Linked DNA regions of Homo sapiens: region 1 is linked to region 2. The links are chromatin loops, found by intact Hi-C in ENCODE. Cell type or tissue: MCF 10A. All regions are shown on one strand. Links, peaks and the distances in the headings refer to the core of each region. The heading gives the core; the rest is flanking DNA.

Region 1 (7,730 bases), core at 1,017-6,016, 780 kb after region 2:
CAGGTGGGCCTGCTCCAGAGTCAAGGCAAAATCTTTCAGAGACACATTTCGCACCCCTTTACCAAAGTCTTAGTGAGGGGCCGAGTCTGTCCAAAACCCAGGATCCTTTCTCCCCTTCCAGATTTCCTTCCCACAACGCTATGTCCTTCTACTGGACCAGGCAACATTTTCACAGACGCTATCTGATAATCAAAACTTTTTTGAATAAAGAAAAAAAGGTAGGGCCAGGCGTGGTGGCTCAAGCCTGTAATCCCAGCACTTTGGAGGCCAAAGCGGGTGGATCACCTGAGGTCAGGAGTTCGAGACCAGCCTGGACCACATGGTGAAACCTCGTCTCTACTAAAAATACAAAAAATTAGCCAGGTGTGGTGGTGTGCACCTGTAATCCCAGCTACTCAGGAGGCTGAGGCAGGAGAATGGCTTGAACCCAGGAGGCGGAGGTTGCAGTAAGCTGAGATCGTGCCACTGTACTCCAGCCTGGGCAACAAGAGCAAAACTCTATCTCAAAAAAGAAAAGAAAAAAAGGTCATATTAATCTAGGCCCACTGCATTGTAAGAGACTGAAACCCAATTTAAGAAAAAAAAAAAAAAGAGCGGGCAGAATGTACTGACTCACGCCCAGAACAGATCAGTCTAGCTTCAGGAACAGCTAGATCCGGGTATTCACATGATGTTGTCAGGCCTCTGCCTCTGTCTCTCAGTTCTGCCTTCCTCTGAGCTGATGGCACTCTCAGGCAGACTCTCCCTTTGCAGCAACCAGAACAACCTCCAGTGACTCATATCATGCCAGTTTAGTGACCCTTTAAAAAAGTTTCGGGAAAAGTCCCAGTGCTGTCTCTCCTTTGACTCCTTGGATCAAAAGCTCAATCCCTGAACCTGTCACATGCCCACACCTGATACAAAACTAGGTATGGTATGGCCCTTACCCTCAAGAACCAACCAATCTGGAGGGGAAGGCAGACCCCTAAACAGACATGTTTAGACCAGTGCACTTCTGAAGCTGTGGGAACGATCCAATTCAGGCCACGAGGGCTCGGGATCATTTAGCGATGCAGTTAGGCATCCTTCTTTCTCCTGGCCCTGTGTGTTCTTACCAACACCTGAGCCATGTTCCCTGGCACATCCAATTCCTCCTCCCATGCTGCAGTGCACACAGCCCGTGCGCTGGCCCTCACCAGCCCCTGCCACCTGCGGTGCACCTAGCCTGGTGCGGTGGGGGTTCACTATTGTGCATGCAAATCCCTTTTTCTCATTCCCTGAGTTCCTGCAGGACAAGAAATCCTCCAGAAAGATAATAATACCAGATCATTTAATAAGCACTTAGTGTGTGCAAAGGACATCCATGACATCAGTAAATCCTCACAACAGTTCTCTGAAGTGGCTCCATCATTACCTTCATTTTACAGGCAAGAAGCCAAGACTGAGAAGGAATCAGTAACTTTCTCCTACTTTATATGGCCTCTCAAAGACAAAAAGTTTCTTCGCTTTCTGTTTGTAATTATGTCCTTGGACCTAGACCCCCTGGTTCCCAAGTGCAAATGGGCCTAGAACATTTGCAGCTGTGATTTCACAGACTCCCACCAGCCACCCATTGTATTACGGTCCCATTTTACAGGGAGGGGAAGGGGCTGCCCCACATCACACTGCTTAGGAGCTGTGGGGCCAGGATTTGAACCAGGCCTGGCTCTTTCCACCACATCACAGCATGTCTGTGGGTACATTGTCAGGAGGAGGGGGAGGGAAAGGAGGAAGGAGAGTAAGAAGAAAAGGACAAGAAAAAAACAGCCAGATTCAGCACCTCGAAGGGCTTTTTCTAGAAGAACATCAGCTGTGTCCTGACTCACACAATGCCTATCCGTTCAATTCCAGGGACAGGGAATATTTGCTTTTCCCTTCAGGCTCTGATCTCCCAGCTCTTGGAAGCTCCCACACAGGGATGTGGAAAACACGATTATTCCAGGCATCGAGCTATGGGAACAGAACCCCGACCTTGGCTGTTAAATACACCTATGGAGAAGCTTCCAGAAGCCCAGCAGTGGGGTGTGTTGGGGAGGAGATGCATCAAAACGAAATGCCTCAGGCAGCCTGATCCCCTTTCGTCAGCCTCCTCCCCTCTCAGCTTGGGCCTTCCCAGGTCTAAACCCTTCTCCCCAGACAGACAGCCTGACTCTCCTGACTCTCCGACTGGCCAGCGAAGACCTTGGCCATCCTTTCAGGAGCATGTGGGCCTGCTTAGGAGGGCTGGGCCGGCCTAACTGAGTTCACATCCATGCTCTGCCCCAGCCAGCAGAGGACCTGCCCTCCCCACTGGGCTTCCTAAGGGTGCCTCTCACATACCAAACTTTACGTGAATGTGCCCCCTGTAGCTGCACGATGGGGATGCCCCCTTCTGAGCCTCCCCCTCGTGGCCCCTACGTGGGCCCTGTAAGACCACACCCTCCCTCAGCCCTTAGGAGGCTGCATCCTGGCATCTTAGCTCTGAGCTGGGGTTTCCAGTGTGATGGGGTCTAGTGTGGTGGGTGAGTTCCCTCCAGCTGAGGGGACAGGCCTGCCTGTGCTGTGGGATCTTGGGCAAGTTACATACCCTCTCTGAACCTCAGTTTCTGCAGCTTCGAAGGAAGAGGGGTGTCAAATTGTGTCAGAAAGTGGCTGGCATATAGCAGGTGCTAAATGTTTTTTAGGAGTATTCTAGACCCTGCTACACCAGCTACCCCTCGCCCATGCCCTCCCCTGTCCCATCTGGGCCAGGGGCTGCCTCCATCCTCCTACAACCTCCTGGGCCTCCCGTGCCACCTCAGTGAGCCTGCCCTGCGACACTGTCAGCAGCATCTGCAGGTGACGCGGCGCATCCCCGGCTCCCAACACAGGGTCTACCAAACAGGAGAGTCTTAGTGTGTACACCCCTCACCCACACCCAGCGTGGAATTTCTGGCATTAGCACACCTCCCTTCCACAAAGAATGAACCGGAGTGGTGATCTGCTGGTGGGGTCGTGCCAGGCCTCGGGGCTGGCCCAGGCCCCCGCCCCTTGCTTGTCTTGGTTCCCAGTCAAGAGCGCTGGCCCCAGGCCTGGGAGGCTGACCGACCTCAGACTCCAAGGGGAAAGCCACACTTTTGCTCAACTCCCAGGAGCAGCCCCGCATTCCAGGAGGGGCGTGGGAAGCACCAAGCCTTCCCCAACTGAGCTGAGCGGGGAGCTGCCTGCAGCCACGCTGGCCCCCCCAGCCTCAACGCTGGCCCAAGCCCACTTTGGGTTCCCCAGGGACAACCACCCCACCTCAGAGGGATGGAGATGGGGCTCTGAGAGATTGCCACGGCCACCCCAGGAAAGAAACACCAGGATGTTCCCAGGAACCCTCTCTGGCTTCCCCATCTGCCCGCAGTTTCCCACGCTGACTCCGTCTCCTTTTTCTGGTGCCACCCCACCCCTGATCAGCACAAAAAGAGTTCCCTACATGACTCTGAGCAATGGCAGACTCCCTTCTGCCTCTGTCCCTCTGACAGGTGGTCCCAGGGCTGTCTAGAACCTACTCCAGGGCCATCCCTCCCGGCTGACCTTGCTATCTTTCCACCCTGGAGTTATTTCATCTGGAGGTGTTATGAATACAGACCCGGCTTGGGGGAGCCTCCCGCAAGGTACTACCCGAGCTGGACCTTAGATGCTGGACAGCCCTTGGCAGGCAGAAGCTCCTCCTGAGCACTCCCTGCAGAAAGGAGCTGCCCAAACGCAGAAGCTGATGGGCCCCGTGCTGGAGGAGCCCTCCAGGGTGGGGGCAAAGGTCCCAAGAGACATTTGCCTTCTGCAACAAACCAGCCTTTCTCCAAGAGGTTCACACGACCCTGCTGGCTGGCGCTCCTGAGCAGGCTTCCTCCCACAGGGCAAGCTCCCCTTGGCCTCCCAGGAAAGGATGGACGGACAGGCAAAGGGCAATGAAACGGCCTGGGCTGGGAGTGATCCTGGGTAAGGGCCCCGTCCCCTCGGGCTTCCCTTTCCGCGCCCTCACCATAAGGGAGTGAAACTGAAAGTCCTGAAGTTCAGGGAGGTGGCTCGCCAGGCTCCTCGGCAGAAGGCGCGGGGATTGGACGGTTTCTTTCTAGAAGATGGAGCACTGTCGCTCTCTAGTGGCCACGGTGAGAAGTGGCAAAGACCTGAGCAGAAAGACATTGGTCAAGGTCCAGGTGCTGGACAGATTTACACCCCCTACCATCCCCCCGAGCGCATCCTGCAGAAGCCGCAACGACCGGGAAGCCAGACTCCTGCAAATGGCCTTGTGGATCTGGGTAACCTTGAGGAGGCACGTCAGGGTGACATTGAGTCTGGGTCTGGGGTCAAGTCTGCGTTTGGGGGTGGACTGGAGCTGAGGGTGTGGTGGGCTGGGGCTGGGGCTGGGAAAGGATCTCCCCGCCCCTGCAATGCTGGGAGGATGGCACATGGACACGACGTTTCTTTACTCCGGTCCTACTGACCTGACCCGCTCCGTTTAACCCGCACGTCTGACCCTGTGCCGGGCACATTAGAATAAAACAAGTAGGGGAGGAAAATGCAATATTTTTAAACCCTCAAAGATAGACAGAAATGACAATGCAGCTAAAACTGCACCTTTGGCCATCAAAAAAAAAAAAGTGCCTCCCCAGTGCTTGAGATATTTATGCCCCAGCTGGTTCAAAAGAAGTTTGCTCTGGGGCAGGGCACGGTGGCTCACGTCTGCACTTCTGGAGGCCGAGGTAGGTGGATAACTTGAGGTCAGGAGTTCGAGACCAGCCTGGCCAAAATGATGAAACCCCGTCTCTACCAAAAATACAAAAATTAGCCGGGCGTGGTGACGGGCGCCTGTAATCCCAGCTACTCAGGAGGCTGAGGCAGGAGAATCGCTTGAATCCAGGAGGCAGAGGTTTCAGGGAGCCGAGATTGCACCATTGCACTCCAGCCTGGGCAACACAGCCAGATTCTGTCTCAAAAAAAAAAAAAGAGAGAAGTTTGCTCTGGGTTTGTGACAAGCTCTGTAGATTGGAAACCTCTGTAGGTTCCGCCTTTCAAGCAGGAGTAGCAGAAACCCAGCACAACTGGCCTGTATCAGTCTCAGTGCAAAGTATTTACTGGCTGTGGGGTGCTGAAAGCTGTTGGACTAAATGGGTTGCGAATGATGATAGCACCATCCTCCTCTCTCACTGCCTCTGCACACGGTAGCCCTGGCGTGCCCAGAGTCATATTCTCCCAGCTTGAGGTCCAGCCTTACAGCAAGATCTGGGACTGTATCTCCCTGGACCAACTTCAGTACGAGAAGAATATTAACGATACGTTGTTAAGTAAAAAAATTTAAAAGCTACAAAATCATATATACCATATGATAACATTAAAATATACATGAACAATTAGTCATGGGAATAAAAGGCTGAAGGAATGTACCAAAATGTTAACAAAAGTCATCTGGATGGAAGTACAATGAGGGTGAAATAAAAGTGGTTTAATTTTCTTCTTTTGCTTCTCTACATGTAAGAAAAATTTTAAATTCTATAAGAAACATTTATTGTTATAATAAGAAAAAAGTTATTATTGTTTAATGCAACAAAGGCCTGGATAAGGACATAAAAAAAGAACTGACAAGAGGAGACAGTCCTCTAAAGACAATGGTCAGGCCAGCCGTGGGGCTCACGCCTGTAATCCCAGCACTTTGGGATGCCAAGGTGGGCAGATCACCTGAGGTCAGGAGTTCGAGACCAGCCTGCTCAACATGGCGAAAGCCCGTCTCTATTAAAAATACAAAAATTAGCCAGGTGTGGTGGCGGGCACATGTAATCCCAGCTACTGAGGAAGCTGAGGCAGGAGAATCACCTGAACCAGGGAGGTGGAGGTTGCAGTGAACTGAGATCATGCCATTGCACTACAGCCTGGGCAACAAGAGCAAAACCCCATCTCACAAAATAAAAAATAAAAGACAGTGGACAAAGTAGAGCCCAGTGAATTAGCAAATCAATCTAACACGACAAATCTCTGCTCTCACCATCCTCATTGCCAGGGGCCAGGGCCAGAAATGGAAGCAGATGTTACAACAGAATGGCCAGTGTTCTGGCGAGGGTAAAACCAGGACATCGTGGGAGCCCTGACTAACCTGAGAGGGTCAGGGGAGGTGTCCAGGAAGAGGAAACTTGGAGGAGCATTTTGAAGGGGGCGCGTGATAGCCTCCAGGTGGAGAAGAGGAAGGAAGATTGCCAGGCAGATGGAAGAGCACAGCGAAGGCCCAGGGGCAGCTTATTCCAGCTTGGGTGGCCCATCAGGCCAATAACCACAGTAACAACAAAAGGTATAGAAGAAGCTGGTTTGGAGAGGATGCTGAACTCCACCTTGAGGATTGCTTTTGAATATTTCTTTTTAAATAATTCTTTTGGCTTTCCTTTCCTCCCTCACATAAAATAGAAAACACGCTCTCAGCTGCTAAGCCTCTCCCCAGGGGTGTGGTTTGCCTAATAAATTGCAAAATTGACCTACTAATGCTAAGAAGTTAAGTCAAATTAAATCACAAGAGAATTTCCAAGGACCGCTTACCATTCCCTACTTGTCTGCCAGGGAAGAAGGCGCCATGCCCTGGGTGTGGATAAGATAGGAGCTCTGTAAGCTCTGTGACCCCAGCACAGCCATTGGCACTTGCTACCCTCGGATCTCCAGGAACCGGTGGAGAATAACCCCAAACCGCCAAGAGTTTGCCTCTCTCGGCATGCTCTGGCTCCAGTGAAGTTATGAGACTCCCACCCCTTAAAGAGCTTAAAGACCTTAAAGAGCCCACCCCTGCTGTAGAGAGAAGCGACAGCTGCCAGGCTCCGCCCACCCCTCCTTCATGGGTAAATGAGAAGGGCCCACCCCTCCTTCCTGGATAAATGAGGGTGTAAAGGGCCCAGCCCTTCTCTACGGAATGCCGGGGCTGCTTTGGGATGTGTGGCTCGGTGTTCACAGTCACCTTGGGAGTCAGAACCAGGTTCAGCCTCCGTGGCAGGACACCCAAGCTCTGTCACGTCTGTTCCTACGGCTCCTCCTGCCTCCCGCCTTACTCCTCCACAGCTCCCACAGCCGCCCTGCCCCTTTGTAGTGCCCCAGCCAGCTCGAGCCGCCTCTACAGAAGGATTGCTCATGGTTCTAAGTGTTAACTGAGTCTCCTTGACCCCTCGCATTTCCCGCCCCCCGCTCCCCGCCCCACCACCCCACCCCGCTTACCTAGAATCTTTCCCTCCCTCCCTACTCAATGGAAAGAGGCCTCAGGGCAGAAAGCAAACAGGAAGGACTCCGGATTTACTGCATAACTGATGCTCTCGGAGCAGCCTGGGCTGCCAGGGGAGCAGGCAGAATAGTGTTCTGCTCCTACTCCCCATCAACGCCTTGGCACTATACCTCTGGAACTTGGCCATGACCTTGAGTGAAAGGGAAGGCACCCCAGTGAAATGCAGTCTCAAAATAGAAATGAAGTTGTTGGGAAGACAAGCTCATTAAATGCATGCCTGAGTTTATGGGTTGAGACTCACACCTGTTGCACACAGGTGTCTGCCTCAGTCTGGAAGGTTCCCACCCACACCCCAAGAACACACACACACACACACACACTCACACTCACACAGCCTGGATCATGCCTCCTTACCTGCTCACCATCCAAACCTTGGTTTCCATATGACCTCCTCCAGAAAGCCTCCCCCGACAGACCTCACCCCTGCCCCCACATCACCGGGCTGGATTAATCTGTAAGC
Region 2 (7,730 bases), core at 1,621-6,620:
AAAGCATGTCTCCATCTCCCCCTCCCTGGATCCCTCCCTCATAATTAAAAGTGAGAATTATTGAACTGAGTTGTAATCCTTACATTCAGTACTTGGGGCCAATTTAAGGAATTTTCCTTAGCCGTTGTACTAATTTTTGAACCAACCCCTACCATCATTCACATCACCACCACTATAATCAAGATGTGTGATTCTGGGCATCTCACCCAATTAACTTCTCCTTGGCTTCCTAATCTACACAATGAAAAACAGGACTAAGTGATGGCTAAGATCCCCTTCAGCAATTAAATAGTATGATTCTAGAAAGAGAGGATTTACGTTTTGCTTTCCTAGAGATTCTAATGGAAGAAATGAGCAAGTCATGCTAGATTTCAGCATAAAAAGAACGGCAGTGTCAAATTTTTCTAAGCTAACTCTCAAATATCCTTAAAACTCCCATTGTAGAAGGTAAACTTACACGTTTTGGAAGAGAGATTAGAAATCAGAAGCTGGTTTGTCAATTTGCAGCCTCAGGTTTCAGGCCTGAGGCCTGAGCCTGGGTCTTGTTTGCTGTGGAAGTACTTAGAACATGAGTCTTGTTTGCTGTGGAAGTACTTAGAACACGGAGTCCTGATGTTCTATAAATCACAGATAGGCTAAGGGAGGAGCTACTCTTTAAGAAGCTATCCTGTAGCTCTGACAAGGGCTAGGGTTGTGGTAATGGTACTGGCTCATCCCTGGCTACTTCTAGGCTTATTTTGACATGGCAATTTTAACCACACACTACACTGGCCACATCAGAGGAAAACATTCTGGCCAGCATTCTCTATAGGAGTGAAATCTCTATATCTTACCTAGCCAAATTTAAATTGAGAATTTTTTAAAAAACAATATAGAAACAGAAAAAAATTCATGATTAATCATATTCAAAGGGGAGTTCAGCACAGTGGTGCATGCCTGTAGTACCAGCTACTCAGGAGGCTGAGGTAGGAGTATCACTTGAGCCCAGGAGCTCAAGGCCAGCCTGGCCCACACAGCAAGATGCCACCTCGTTGAGAAAAACAAAAAGGTGGTACAGAACACAGCAAATTTTAAATTATTTTTTAAAAATCAAAGGGAAATAAATAGGTGGAGCACAGTGAAACCATTCTGTAGGAGACTCTTAAGGCAGATATATGTCATTAGACATTTGACCAAACCCACAAAATGAATAACAGCAAGAGTAAACCCTAATGTAACCTATGAATTTGGGGTAATAATGATGTGTCAGCTTAGGTTCATGAATTGTAACAAATGTACTGCTCTGCTGTGCAATGCTGATAGTGGGGCAGGCTGAGGGAACGGGTTATGTGAATATGGGAATTCTCTGCATTTTCCCTTCAATTTTGATCTGAACCTCAAACTGCTCTAAAAATATAAAGTCTACTTTTAAAAATCAAAGTAAATTTAACCAGATGTGTGTGTGTGTGTGTGTGTGCACGTGCGCGCGTGCATGTACACACCTATGTGTGTATGAGACATATATGGGAAGACAGTAGTGAGGGAGAGGATGCAGAAACAGCTTTTGAGAAATATAATAAAGACATGCTACCAGTTTTCCCAATGTATTTTTGCCATTCCTTAAGTGCCACTTCAGATACAAATGAATGCCCTAAACTTTTGGGACACTTCCCAAACATACAAACTATGTTTGAAGGGAAAAGAGTACCAGTTTTTTTAAAATTACATACAAAGGCAAAGTGCAGACTCTAAACTACATCAAAATAAAAAGCATATCATTAACTCATTCAACAGACCAAATGAAGCAACAGTTATGACCAATAATGAACACTTTTTTTTTTTTTTTTTTTTTGAGACAGAGTCTCGCTCTTGTTACCCAGGCTGGAGTGCAGTGGTATGATCTCGGCTCACTGCAACCTCCACCTCCTGGGTTCAAGCTATCCTCCCACCTCACCCTCCTGAGTAGCTGGGATTACAGACATCTGCCACCACCCCCGGCTAATTTTTGTACTTTTAGTAAAGACAGGGTTTCACCATGTTGGCCAGGCTGGTATCAAACTTCTGACCTCAAGTGATCCACCTGCCTTAGCCTCCCAAAGTGCTGGGATTACAGCTGTTAAGCTACTGCGCCTGGCCAGGAATGAACATTATTAAAGATACTGCCTATATTTCCTAGATAGATACTAAATTATAATTCCTCGAGTTCCATATATTAAAGTATGCGTCCCAAAGAAATGCTGCCTCACACAGTACTCATTCAATCATTTCATAAATATCCACCTAGGTCCTTGGGCCGGGCATTCTTCAACTGCTCAGCTTTTGAAAAGACAAGTACAGTTACCTGGTAAAGCGGTAATAAAGTCCCGCTGCAACATGGGCTTCAGGTAAGAGTTAATATGTCCATGCTGATAATGACACATTCGTGAAATAAGATGTTCCACAAATTCCACTTGATCTGATTCAGACCACTGGTCAAAATATTTAATACACAAGTCTTTTTCTTTTTGATAGTTTCCTTCTGATGGCCTCTTTCTGGAGACGATCACAGATGATGTTCCATTACTTATCTATTTTAGAAAAACAAAAAAAAAATTAGTTTAACAAGGAAAGAAACCTAATTAATATTTCATTAGAAATATTTTTCACCCTGTGTATTTAATCTTAAAATGCCACTTTTACCCTAAAGCCAAACTCATTCCTTTACTAATTCATTCAGGAATTAAAAATGTATTCAGGGTCTGTGTCCTCAAATTAGTCACTACAGGAAATGCCAAAATTGTAGCTATTTCTAAAAGGCACCTTAAATTATCATTTTCCAATGCTTACTACAAAATGATGCTCCAAAGGTATATACTGGGTATCTCTATACACGGGATATATATGAATTATCATCTCCAAAGATAGCTAATGCTGGAGATAACCATCTTAGAGAAACTGCTCAACTTGGCAAAGTGGCAACTGATTATTAACAGTTTGTTTTACTTCCTCAAAGTTCAAAGTTAATGCTACATACATTTATGCTAATGGTTCTCAAACTTGAGCTAGCATCAGAATAACAGGAGGGATTGTTAAACACACAGATTGCTGGGTCCCACCCTAGAGGTTTCGGTTTTATTAGTCTGGAGTGGAGCCCATGAATTTCTATTTCTAACAAGTTTCCCAGCAATGCTGATGCCACCCGTCCAGAGACTACACTTTAGGGACCACATGTTGAGAACCACAGGTCTATATAACAAAGATAAGCTGTGTTGTGTTGAAACCTGAAAGCAATTCAATCCAAAAAGCTTCATTTTACCCAACAGTTTCAATCTCCTCCATACTTTCCCAGGGCTACTAATCTGGCAGAACGGTTTAGACTTTCCCATCCTTCTTTTGATTACCTTCTCAGAAAGTGACCCAAGGTAAATAAACCATGTATACCTGAAAAGCTCTGCATCTTACGTAGGTGGTTTATGGACAACTCACAGACTCTTATACTAACAATGCATTTCTCATCAAATCTTCCTACAAGTCCTTACATAAAATCAGTACATATTTTTTAAAACTGAAACTACATACACTGCATCTGGACAGTAACATTAAAAATAATCTCAATCACTAGACTCAAACCACAACTACTATGAAGTGCAGTAACCTCCCTGTCTAAAAACAAAATAACCTCAATACTTTTGTCAAACATTTGTCAAGCTATCTATTGACCACTATTCTGACAGCCTCCTCATACATAATACCAGAAAAAATAACACAAAAGATAATTCTAAGAACTGAAGAGCTGAATTACAAATACCTATTAATTCCGTTAGGAACTTATCTCAGGAGTCTTACATGGAATGAACCAAGAGCTTTCACTATCAGTATGTCCCCTAACTTAAAGTGGACTAAATCCATCCCAGAGAAAACATCCTTTATAAATATCCAAAGGAGTCTTCAGTTTTCCTTCACACAAAATCTTGTCTGAAGTTCTTATGTCCATATTTAGAGGTATGAGATGGGAAGGCATCTATCTTCCACTCAATTTATCCTAGCGCCCCACTGTCGAGGAATGTTTCTTCCCTTGTATCTTGGGTGAGGAAAAGCTCACTGACACCAGGTACCACCAGGGGGAAGCATTGAACAAGGATTTTGAAATTTTGCTTTTACTAAGACATTTGAGTCTTAACAGATCCAAAAAATAAGAGTTCAAAACAGAGATGAAAAGTCTTTGCTGTGATGAATATTGGCAAGAATAAGGGGCATCTAAGTTGCTTTAAGCATAAGAATGTCCACCACAATATAACAAGGAAAAGTTAGAAATAACTGCCCAATTACAGGCAACTATTTAAAACAAATTCTAACTCATCACCATTAAGAGCTATAATGTAAGCCACTAAAACTAGCATATAAAGTAAGATTTTGGCCAGGCATGGTGGCTCATGCCTGTAATCCCAGCACTTTGGGAGGCCAAGTTGGCTGGATCACTTAAGGTCAGGAGTTCGAGACCACTCTGGCCAACATGGTGAAACCCTGTCTCTACTAAAAATACAAAAAGAATTAGCCAGGCATAGTGGTGGGCGCCTGTAATCCCAGCTACTCAGGAGGCTGAGGCAGGAGAAATGCTTGAACCTGGGAGGCGGAGGGTGCAGTGAGCTGAGATTGCACCACTGCACTCCAGCCTGGGGTGCACAGCAAGACTGCGTCAAAAAAAAAAAAAAGTAATATTTTTATAGCAACAGAACATGCTTATGAAATAATATCAAGAAACAAAAGGCAAGATCCAGGATTTTATAAAACATTATGATCACAGTAATTCATGACAAGGGGAACACACCATGACAGAGTAAAGGATATACATCAAAATCTCAAAAGTGCCTTATCTTAAGAAAAAAAACTATGTATGCTTTCCTTCCCCCTTTATTTCTATATTTGATTCCAAATAACTTGCCAAAATAATGGTTCATAACAGGTTAAATATAATGATAACAACTTGCATTTGTGTACTGCTTTATAATTTACAAAGTACTTTCACAGCCATTAATTCATTTGATAAACAAAAGTGTTATTTTATTTACAGATAAGTTCCTAATCATCTGGCCTCCCTAGAGTGTTTGTATAACTATTAACTAGTTGACTGAAAGATAAATGAAAGAAAAACTGAAAGCTAAAGTGTGAAGAACCACTGCCAATTGAAAAATCATAGTAAATGAAGAGCATCCCACTGCAAAATAATAAACGTGGAGGGTACAAAACTCAGTCTGTACACAGTGTTAAGAAGAAAATAACAGCATGTGCACTATTCTATAGCACATTTTCAATATGCTATTTCCAGCCACGTGCTCAGCCCAGCAAGCTCTTCCTAGCATTGTTTTTCTTTGCTTCATTTCCTCTTAAATGTGTTGGATGCACTTTGTTCCTGCTAACTAATCTATCTTTTCAGTTTCAAATCAAATGAACCCAGAGAATTTATTTTTACATTATTATCTTCAGATTTAGATTTGTTTTGCTTTTAATCCTGTCTTCATGAAGGGGAAAGCCATGTGTACCAGCATGGTTGATAAACCACCAAATCGTGAAACTTTGCTTGCTCCCCAAACCCCCAACCACACACACATACACACACACACACACACACACACACACACACACACACACACACACACACACACACAACCTGGGAAATTGGGAAGAAAACTGGCAAACCTTAAACTAGAGCCAAGGGAGAAGGAGACAAGCTTAAAAGGAAAAGGCAAACCAATGGAAATGGGAGAGAAGAGTAAAGGTTGAGAGCAAAAGGAGAAAAGGTCATCCATGTATACACTGGTGTGTGGCATGGTGCCATTCTGGTGACAAAGGATGCCATCACTGTCCATCTTTGGCTTAGGCAGAGGCCACAGACAGAACATTTTAGGCTACAGCCAACTTCAGAATCTTTGTGGAAACTCCAAAATTATTTAGCATATTTGTAATGACAATTCCCTATGGAATGAAGATAAATTAGGGTGGATTCTGAAACTAGCAAAACTGCACAAAAGAAAACAAAATGCTTGGCTCTTGATTCCACTGAGGACATTAACTGAGGGAGCATCCTATCTACAGTAAGTCAGTTGCTATCTAATCTGTGCGCCGTCATTCCTACCTGCCAAAGAGTATTTTTCTTTGGGGACTCATCTTCATTTTGATCTTCCATAACTGAAGTGTTCTAGGGGGGGAAAAACAGGTTATTTGAATTATACCAAGTTTTGCAAATCCTAAATAACTACAATAAATAATTTTGAAAACCCAAACTAGAGTGTACCAATACAAACCCAAGAACTATTTGGCTTTGTGGCTAACACATGCCATTTTGGGTCAAGGGAGATGTGCTCATCTTTCATAAATCGATAAAGTTAGTGGTTAGACAAAAGCAAGCATAAAGTCATTATTTACAAAGGTTGGGTGTGCTTAGAAAAAAAGGCTAAATTGTGGGAGTAAGGCTGAGGCTCAACCTCCGTCATCACTGTTTTTGTACTTGTGACAAGAAATTCCAAAGACCCATGAGGTTTCCGATGATTGCACAAAACATTTACTAGAAGGTCTGCTATTCAGTAATGCACCCCAAGGAATCCGCAATTAGAAGTAGCAAAGCCTTGGAAGCCCCCCTGCCTTCGTCTTTCCTCCCCTGATAGCCTTGTTTTTCTGGAATGGCTTTGCAATCTCTGCTAGCAAGCATAGCGGGTGCCCCAACCTTCTCCCTGAAGAGGAGGATGCTGTTAGCCAGTAACAATCTGGCTTGCCTTGGGAATGCATTAGCTTTTGATTTTTGTGCTTACTGCACAAAGAGGTACTGTGTAATTATTCTTTCTGGTGATCCAGTCGCTCAATAGATGCCCATTAACTAGAGATTATACATGATTGGATTTTCCCTTTTGAAGCTCCCACCTAATGGCTAAATGGAAACTTAATGAGAAGGGGAAGTGGGCTAGTTGTGCTCTGAAAAGAGTAACAACTCATTTATGGATAGCAGTCTCTCTAAATTCCTTCCAAAACCTAAAATTATAAGACTGGGGTATAAAATTTAAACAACATTTGTCTCATAGTATTATTCAAAAGGATATTATAGATCTATTTAAGGTATCAGTGTTTTACAAGATCCTGTTTGTTGTCTTTAGGGAATAAGCCTCTCTCAAATTTTCCCTATTTTTCCTTTATGTTCTACAAGTCCTAAAATGTTTGGACTATTTATACAGTATTTCCAAACAATCCATTTGAAAATACCAATGTAGGTAATGATGTAAGAATCACCACTGAACACTAGCTGCTCTACAGGTCACAAAACTGGCTCTGATCAGGAATGCAGTATGATGGAGTAGGAAAGTCAAAGGCTTTGAAGCCAAAGAGAAGTTGGATTCCTGATTTGGTCACTCATTCTGTGTGTGTGTGTGTGTGTGTGTGTGTGTGTGTGTGTGAGCCTGAGCAAGTTCTTTTACCATGGGAACAAATACAAACACACAGAGTTGTTGTGGGGATGGAGACTGCCCTACACAATGCTTAGTGCATAATGGGTATTCCAAAAAACATTACTTCACTCTCCGATTTGAAGATGCTACTTTTCACTGTGGCATTATTCACAACAGCAAAGACTTGGAACCAACCCAAATGTCCATCAATGATAGACTAGATTAAGAAAATGTGGCACATACACACCACGGAATACTATGCAGCCATAAAGAAGGATGAGTTCATGTCCTTTGTAGGGACATGGATGAAGCTGGAAACCATCATTCTCAGCAAACTAT

Evidence for each region. Peaks named below come from ENCODE experiments on the same cell type or tissue, not always from the same donor. Only the 100,000 strongest peaks of a DNase experiment are listed, where the experiment ranks them.
Region 1: it touches region 2 in a loop (30-fold over the local background); 6 of 110 quality-filtered maps call a loop at or near these places.

The regions. Positions count from the first base shown.
Region 1 is chr5:172,693,573-172,701,302 of GRCh38, forward strand. It overlaps LOC107986479 (a long non-coding RNA gene), which reads right to left and starts at 6,852. Exons shown (of 3, transcript XR_001742997.1): 1 at 6,544-6,852; 2 at 4,004-4,148. RefSeq lists enhancers at 4,075-4,234, 4,305-4,364. In MCF 10A, for the core only: a CTCF peak has its summit at 4,119 (motif pointing left); a DNase peak (open chromatin) is centred at 4,079.
Region 2 is chr5:171,908,252-171,915,981 of GRCh38, forward strand. It overlaps FBXW11 (F-box and WD repeat domain containing 11), which reads right to left. Exons shown (of 14, transcript NM_001378974.1): 3 at 6,092-6,154; 4 at 2,321-2,546. Among named protein-coding and RNA genes, the nearest start is that of FBXW11, 95 kb to the right of the region's middle. In MCF 10A, for the core only: a CTCF peak has its summit at 4,081 (motif pointing right); a DNase peak (open chromatin) is centred at 4,080.